Regions from separate parts of the Mus musculus genome. Here region 1 is linked to region 2. The links are chromatin contacts, found by Hi-C or POLR2A ChIA-PET in ENCODE. All regions are on one chromosome and are shown on one strand. Each heading gives the region's core, a stretch centred on a gene start or an enhancer-like site at or near the end of the contact. The rest is flanking DNA. Distances are from core to core; before and after follow the strand shown.

What was found. A loop is a pair of places that touch in the nucleus more often than their neighbours do. ChIA-PET counts read pairs that join two places held with the same protein, here RNA polymerase II (POLR2A).
Region 1: a loop to region 2 is called in a map of v-Abl transformed pro-B cells, with 2.3 times the contacts of the local background. The contact joins the promoter of Helq here to the promoter of Hpse in region 2. A Hi-C loop is called at or near these places in 2 of 37 maps with a recorded cell type or tissue (both v-Abl transformed pro-B cells). POLR2A ChIA-PET finds 5 or more read pairs at or near these places in 1 of 5 experiments (Patski).

What each region holds. Positions count from the first base shown.
Region 1 is chr5:100,796,809-100,801,172 of GRCm38, forward strand. It overlaps Helq (helicase, POLQ-like), which reads right to left and starts at 1,792. Exons shown (of 18, transcript NM_001081107.1): 1 at 1,486-1,792; 2 at 1-254. The coding sequence starts at 1,665. Mrps18c (mitochondrial ribosomal protein S18C) reads left to right here and starts at 1,951. Exons shown (of 6, transcript NM_026826.1): 1 at 1,951-2,052; 2 at 2,744-2,805. The coding sequence starts at 1,962.
Region 2 is chr5:100,716,765-100,721,167 of GRCm38, forward strand. Hpse (heparanase) reads right to left here and starts at 2,952. Exons shown (of 12, transcript NM_152803.5): 1 at 2,628-2,952. The coding sequence starts at 2,830.

The sequences.
Region 1 (4,364 bases), core at 542-3,041, 79 kb after region 2:
GCAGGGACATCTAGGTGACTCTGCTTCTGGCCGTGCTCACTAGTTTCCGGGTCAGTGAGGTTGATTACAGTAGTAACTCTGAGGTTGTTTTTGAGGCCTGCTGAACAAAGGTCTTTGGTGCCAGAGTCTGCATCACGGTCCCCACATTCAGGCAGTTGCATATATCTCTGTTCCAGGTCATCAACGTGAGCTAAGAAGGAACTTTCTGTAAAGCTGTCATAGTCACCAAACATGTCCTCTTCGCTGTCATTTTCCTGTAAGGAAACAAAGATACATACATGAATTCCATCCTCATTTTAAAAAAACAAATGTCCCAGCAAAGGACTATCCCAATGATATCACTATATGCAAATTATCCTCTGAATACATATTATCATCACCAAACAAAAGAAACAAGTCCAGAGAGTTGCTCTGACTTGCCTAAACAGTACTGCTGGCTTATTATGGGATATCAGGATGCTAAGAAACATTTTTTTAAAAGTCAGAACAGGATCTCACCTTACTGAGGCTACACACTCCTGATCCTCCTGCCTGTTTCCTGAATGCCTCACCATGCCTGGTTTTAGGAGGTGTTGGGATCAAACCCAGGGTGTTGGGCATTCTAAGCAAACATTCTGTCAACTCAGATACATCCCCCAAGGGGTGATACTGGAATTCTAAATTATTTATTCTGGTGCTGCCATGTGAGCCCAGGGCCTGCCCCAGGCTCCGCTGCTGAACCTAACCGCCCAGTCTTTGGCATTTTAATTCTTAAACCTATGCTAAAGCACTTAAGAATGAAAGAACAGTAACTCTCTCCAAGATTCAATAGATGCTTCTGATAACTGTGGTAATTCCGGCCCAGGCACTAACGTAGAAGCTGGTCTGCTACAAAATCATGATTGTGCCATTAGACACTACAATGTTCCACTAGACACTACAATGAAATTCTGTTCTGAACTTGGAATTGAGACAGTCATGTGCACACTCATGTATGGTGGCTTACAGAACAGAGATGTAAACTGGGAGGTGATAATTATTTATTGAGTCACAACTTTAGTCTCTCAACTTCCCTGGACTCACTTACCGTTGTAAAAGTCTACATAATATGGCTAGTTTAATAACGTAACTAGCAATTAATGGGTCATCAATAAAAATGTTTTATCAGTAAAGTAGAGCCGAGCCATTTGGAAGGCTAGCTTTCTCTCTGTCAAGCCAGTTAATTGCCCCGTGAATACTTTTTATGACAGGGGATGGAAGGAGCATGTAGGTTTGACATCTACCTAGAAGTCGGGGGTTTAAGCAGTGTCTCCCAAGTGATGGAGATAAAAGGATAACAAAGGTGAGAGAGCGAGCTAAGGCTACTCATGATGTGCACCTGGGAAGAAGGCGGTTTCACCTCCCGCGCAGCCGTGCCCGGGGCGGGACACGCGGTTGCCACCGCAGCCCCTGGGATGACAGGACCGGGCGAGTCAACGGGGATGCGGGGACTCAGCAGGGCTGTACCTGGGCGTGCTCCGGGCTCCCGGTTTTCCGGCGGCGGCTCCCGGCTGCAGCTTCGTCCTCCGTGTCCTCGGCAGGCTGGAGCTCGGCCGGGGTCGGGGAGGCACGGAGGTTCTCCAGGTTGCCGCGGTTCCTTTTGCGGACAGACACCCGCCGGCGGATGCGGGGACAGCCGTCCTCCATGACAACGGCCCAGAGTCCCTGCGACAGCCGCCCTGGGTGCAGCCCGGAGCCGGTGGCGCCGTTCTGGAGACAGCAGGTGACCCAGCATCAGCTTTCCATCCCTCAGCAGCGCAGCCCCGGGTCACGTGACTTCCGGCCCGGGAAGCGCGGGAAGATAAAGGTGCAGTGCATTGAAACCCGGGCCGCGTTCGCGCCGGAACCTTTGCGTCGAATCCCGGGCAGACAGGGGAAGAGCACCAGAAAGGACCTGTCGGGGCGCTTAGGGAAATAGAAAGGAAGAGGAAGGGCGGAGAACCATGGCCGCTCTGGTTGCTCTGTGCAGTGGTATAGGGAGGAAGAATTTGACAACCGCGGCTGGCTGCTTCACGGATCGCGGAACTCAAGCAGGTAAAACGTCCGGCATAGCATTATAGCCGCTGATTGTCGGTGGGGTCCTCGCCGTTAGCAAAATGACTATTTCAATAGAACTAGGTTTGAGATAAGTGGGAGGCTCGAGTCATCGTAGACTAGTTTCCTAGAGCTGAAGAGGACTTTGAGGTGTAGTCAACCACTTTACCCCGTTACTTATTCACTTTACAAAAACCTATCGCCCCGACTCCTCAATAAGACTTTCTGGACACTTGTTGGCTGTGGTTCTCTTGCATCTGTTTCCATCCGCTGCTTGGACGAAGCCTCTCAGGAAACAGTTATGCTATCTAGGCTCCTGTCTCCAAGGTGTAGTCAACTCTTTTTTTGTTTGTTTGTTTTATGCTTCTTTGTCAATGTCTTGAATCTTTTTATTTCTCCTTTGGAATGACAGTACCATTCTGTTGTTTCTGTACATATTTGAATTTCAATCCGTAACTGTAGAAATGAGAAAGAATTTATAGGAGAGGAAGTATATATGTCCTTTATCCAAAGCCTTTGGAACCGCTCATTTTGAGTCCTATTATGTCCCAAATCTAACAGGTTGCTAACTAATCATTGAAAAGAATGTTTGATATTGTGCCCTTTGATTATCTAGCATCTTTAAAAACGTAAATCTTGGTTAGATATGCAGCGAATGAAAACAATTGTGTTGTCGCCATTTTCTCTTTAGTTTCTGTGATTTGGAGACGATGTTTTTCACAGTTTGAACAGGTAACCAGCAATGAGGACCTGGTAAGATTTCGTTTTCTTTTTTTAAAGAAGACATTATTTTATTATTTGTATGTATGTGGGGGAGGGGAGTTGTGGAAGCCAGAAGAGGGCATTGGATTCTCCTGGAGCTGGAACGAGGTGGTCGTGAGCCACTGGGTGTGGGTGCTGGGATTCAAACCCTGTACTTAGTAACATTAGGGAGTACTTTTAACCACTGACACCTATCCAGCCCCAGGTCCCCCTCCCCCCATATTACTAATTCATTTCCAAATTCAGCCTAATTTTTAATATTTGGAATTCAATTATAGGACAAAATAATGGTTATCTTTTATTGACTATAGTCACTTGTGTTTTGTAGAGAATTCCTAGATTCAGTCTGTAATGTATTCTTCTTCATAGATATTAAATATAAGGATACATGATTTGAGAATATCTAAATATAGCTTCGGTGGGTAGGATAATTGTAGGTAATAGAAACCTGACAGGCTACCTTGATAAAAGATCCAAATTCAAGTTTTACAGTAAGACATTCAACTAGTTGCTTCTTAACTATAGGTGTATTTTTATGGGTTTCAAGTGTGAACAGGGATGTGGGAGCCTAATCACAGCACACGAGAATTTAGCTGGAGCTGAGAAGGAATACAGCTTATATTCAAGGCAAGCTAGATATGGTGGTATACACGTACTGTGACAGCACTTAGGAAGCTCTGAGGCAAGAGGAGCTTGTGAGTTGGATACATCCTGGACTACAACAAAACCAATCACTGTTGTGTCTTTTGGCTAAAATCAAGTGTAAAAACCCAAAATCTTAAAAGATTATGTTAGATACCAAAGCAGTTGTCTAAACACATGCGACTCCACCTTAGTCATCTAATTCATGCATCATACTTTAAAATAAAGGAAATTTACATTTCCTTTTTTAGGTCATGTGACTAATGAAAATTCTGTTTCTTTCCCACAGAAAAATTCGGTCACCCAGTCATACTCCTTTATCACAATTAAGGAAAACTATAGATATCAAAGCCATTTCTAAATTAAGACCCTGTGCCAGAATGCGTTGGTACAACATGTAATTAAAGCATTTGGGAGGCCGGCGTAGAAGGATGGGGAGTTTGAGATCACCATGTGCTACATGGAGAGTTGTAGGACAGCGGAGCTACATAGTGAGACCCTATTTCAAGAAACACAAGAAAGAAACACACACATACTCATTCAAAAAAACAGAAAACAGGGACATAGAAAAGGGATTGTGGGGCTGGTGAGATGGCTCAGTGGGTAAGCGTACCCGACTGCTCTTCCAAAGGTCCGGAGTTCAAATCCCAGCAACCACATGGTGGCTCACAACCATTCGTAACGAGATCTGACGCCCTCTTCTGGAGTGTCTGAAGACAGCTACAGTGTACTTACATATAATAAATAAATAAATCTTTAAAAAAAAAAAAGGGATTGTGGTGAGAAAAGAGATGGAAAGGGCAGGGGGACAAAAGAGGTTAATGGAATATATATGTTGAGTTAGTTCAAGAGCAGAAAGGGGTATTATTGGGAATGAAGAAGGAAACCAGCAAGAGAGAGAGAGAGAG
Region 2 (4,403 bases), core at 1,702-4,201:
TGTGTGTGTGTGTGTGTGTGTGCGCGCGCGCGCGCGCACACGTGCCTTACTTCAGATAGAGTGGCGCTTTCTAATACAGTAGGCATAGCTCTGCTGGGCACTTAAAATGTAGCCGGACTGAACTGAGAACTGACAAGGGAAAACCACAATTTTTTAGATGCATCATGCCAGAAAGGGAATGTGAGCTGTTTCATACTGCTTTGATAGCGGCTGCGGATGCAGCTCTGTGGCAGAGCAGGCTATTTAGTGTGCGGAACCCCGGACTCTGGCTCCAGCACCGCCAAACCTTAGTGTTCACACACTACTCTTTACTGTTTCTGTTTCCTTTTTGCTGTTTTGCTTCTTGAGATGGGACCTCACTATGTCACCCAGGCTAGCCTTGAACAAGTGATCCTTTTGACTCTAAGTGCTAGGATGATAGCTGGTAATGGTGTTTGGCCTTTCTGCCTTTTGTAAAATGTGTCTAGTAAAAAGTTTTAAAGTAACATTTGTGTCTGGCACAGGAGGCTCACATCACAATTCTGCTTCACATTGTCTCTAGGACTGGGTCTCCTTGGTATTCTGCACTAATCCAGGCTGAGGATATATTTTGACTAATTTCCCCAGGGAAGAGAAATTTAACAGATGTTCCTTTTTCAATTCTAGAGTCTTCTATGATTAACATTTAAATTTTGCGTATTGTCTGTTCTCTGGTTACAAATGTGACAGAGAGACCTGTTTCCATTCTTCCAGTGCTTGTAATAAACTCATACCTCCGAGTTCATCTGGTGAAACCTCCTTGGAGGCACGTCAGAGGCCTGCGCCCCAAGTCTAGCTGAATGTTAATGGAGGTTGTTGTTTTTAATCAGTCTATCAATTTGTTTCTAGGCAATTTAAAACACACACACACACACACAGCCCTATTTCCTTTAAAAATAATAATTAGTTTGTTGTCTTTTGGTATGCCTTTGTTTTTGTGATCAGAGTCTGGCTTCAAAGACTACTTCTATTTACTAGCTGATGGGTCACAGATGAGTTATTTAATTCCCCACAACCTTACTTTCTTCATCGTTGCCTCCCAGATGCTGGGCTTAAACGCGTCCACCATCACAACAGACCTTTACATTTTTCTTTCTTTTCTTTTCTTTTTTTAAGATAACGTCTGCTGCAGCTCACCCCGGCCTTGCTATGTAGCCGAGGATAGCCTTGAACTGCTGATCCTTACGTCTTTGGCTCCTAAATGCTGGGGTGGAGGTCATGAGCCACCATGCCTCGTTTTACAAAATGTTGTGGATGAAACCCAGGATTTTGTGTATGCTAGGCAAGACGAAACAATTAGCTTAACCTTCAAGCTTTGTAAGAAGCACCAACTCTCTCAAGCCATTACAGAAATCCAATGAGTCAGATTGGAGAAAACAGGGTAGTTGGACTACCAGACCCTTAGCCATGGGGATGAATCTGTGTGAGATCTGCAGTGATGCCAGATAGTGTGGGCTTGGACATGCGATCGAAGTCTAGGCCTTTGACAATGGTGACAGAATGGGCTGGTGAAGATGTAGTCAGCTGAGTGTGGTGGCCCTCAAGAGGCAGGGAGATCAAAAGTTCAAGGTCAGCCTTCAATAGTGGTTACACAATGTCAAAAACAACAAAGGACGTGGTCATCTCTGGAGGCTCCCAAGTTTAGAAGGCCTATGACTGTGCCTGAGCCTTTCATCTTGGGGACAGTCTGCACTCACGGAACAGGGGCCAGAGATGTGGTTCCTGCAGTTGATGAGGCAGCCTCCGCTCTGCACCCTCATCTTGGAGAATCGTGCCTCTATGGTGTTTTTATTAGCATATATTAATTATACATAATAATGGGGTTTCGTCACGACATCTTCAAATGTGTATAAAGTGTATTTTTGGTCATATTCTCTCCTGTCTGTCCCACTGACCTCTATCATTTTCCCAGTCAGTCAGTCAGTCAGTCTCCGGCTCCTTTCTCCATCTCTCTCTCTCCTCCCTCCACTCCTATTCAGTCCAGTCTACCCTCAAACTTGCTACGTTGCTAAAGATCGCCGTTAACTCCTGATCCTCCTACACCTACTTCCCAAGTGCCAGTCTGCAAGTGTGTGCCCATGCCAGGGATTACACAGCTCTGGGGATGGATGCAGGTCTTCTTGCATGCGAGGTACACAGTCCATTAACTGTATCACACCCAGCCCAGTAATGTTTAAATGCTTAAAAGGCAGCAAGATGAATAATGGTTCTTCTCCATAGAGGCTTTTCCTATCTTTTCTTTCTTCCTCTTTTAAATCAAAACTTCCTAACAGAGTTTAAGGGACACCAGCTTACTGGTCTTACACTGAAGCAAAATTCAAAGGCTCCAGACAAAGTGCTAAGGTTTATGACAGCTTCGTTTGTTTTGTTTTTGTTTTCCTCCAAATTTCCACTTCATACCTGGACCTGGCTGGTGCCCAGGCAACAAGCGCTGAGTAAATGAATCAGGAAAAGTCTTTTGAGGGGTGAGTGCACACAGGAGGGAGGCTCCAGAGAGCAAACACAAAGTTGTTTGAGCGAAGAGAGTGGCTGGCCCTCGCGAGTGTGATTGGACAGGCGAGGGGGAGCCGAGGACAGACGAAGGGACAGAACCTAGGGGCTGCACTTACCCCAGGAAGGTGAGGAAGCGCGGGTCGGTGGCCAGGCTGGCGTCGATGGTGATGGACAGGAACGAGGGACTCACGCTTCGGAGCGGCCGCTTGGTGTAAAACTCCAAGTCTACCACGTCGTCGGTCGGCGCGGTCCCCGCGGGGGCGCCCTGGGCCAGGGCACCGAGCGGCCCCCAGAGCCACAGCAGCAGCAGCCTCAGCATCCCACCTGGCTGGACCGCCCGCTGCCGGGAGAGCTGGGGCAGCCGGCGCGCTGGCTCAAGCCCCCTGCAACCGGTCCTGCTTCGCCTCTGGCGCCAGGACTCAGTACCCTCCCACAGCGCTCCATCCCTCCCACCCCTCCCGGGAGTCCCTCCCTAGCGCCCTCCCCTCCCCGCCCTCCCCTCCTCGCTCTCTTTCATTTCCGTGCTGGCTTTCCCCTCCGCCGCGGTCACGTCCACTTTTGAAATCATCCACACCCATCCAAAGGGTGCGGAGGTGGCCAGAATCCAAGATCCTCGGAGGCCTGGGGAGGGAGCGCCCGGGAGCCGCGCAGGGGTGGGACCAGCTTCCTGGTGTCCTGCGCACTCTGTCACCTTTTCTAGGTCCCATCCATTTGGCGCCAGGACTAGACCCTGAGTTAAAAGCCCCGGTTGAGGGTTCAGCCAGACCCTACCCCGACTCCCTTCTGCCTTAAGACACTGGTCACTTGAGCCTGCCCAAATCTGACCGAGCTAGGATGTCCTCTGCCCAGGATCTCAGGTATCTCTTTGTCGCTTGAAAAACCTGATCCGAGCATTGGCTAAAATGCAACTAGAAATCGGTCCTTGCACGGGGGTGGTGGTGATGGTGGTGGGGACCCTGTTTTTAAAGCAGTATTATGAAAACAGTATTTGGGAGAGCCTGCCTAAGAGTTGCTCTGAGGCTTGGCCAACCGCTAAAACCCAGCAAGAAGCCCCCAAGCAACTACCCTTGGAATCCTGAGCAACCCCTCCCCCAAACCCATCTTTTGCGGTTGCTGCAACTTTTGTTTTCCCTTGACATTTTACACTGGTATATAATGATAGCAAACAAGTGCTGAAGCTTGTGTGTGTGTGTGTGTGTGTGTGTGTGTGTGTGTTACCATGAAAGAAGCTTGAACCATGCTACACACACACACACACACACACACACACACACTCACACACACCAATCTGCCCAAGCATCAGCGCTAGCTGAACTCAGGTGTACAAGGCCAAGCAGATGGCAGCCTGTCTCTGCTGCTTTGCAGTCCCCTTGAGGAAGCTTTCCTGAGCTTCCAGGCAGCTGAGGCTCCCCAGTGTGAGGTCTCACCACACATTTCACATAGCACACACAGCAAGCATCCTCCCAGTATCCTCCATGTTAGAACTGTCTACACTTGTGATGTTGCTCATTGCTTGCTCACCTTATCTCTGGGCTTAAAAAGTCCTCCGAAGCAGAGATGGGGCCTGTGGGATACCCATGGCAGAGATGGGGCCTGTGGGATACCCATGGCATGCTCATACGTGGTACTGTGCTTGGTCTTTAGTAGGTAATCCATTCATATTTACTGAGTAAGCCAATGACACTTACATTTTTCCGTTTAGATTGCACCAACAGCAAAGCAATAAATAATAACGAATTTTTAATGAAATGTATATCTAATCTGCACCCATCTGTCTGTCTGGGTGATTTAAAAATTACCTGCCTAGTTAATGCTTTGACCTGCATTGAGTTGATATGCTATAGCCATAGGATGTAAAAAGAAAATTGTCATGGTAACAGACAACTGTCCAG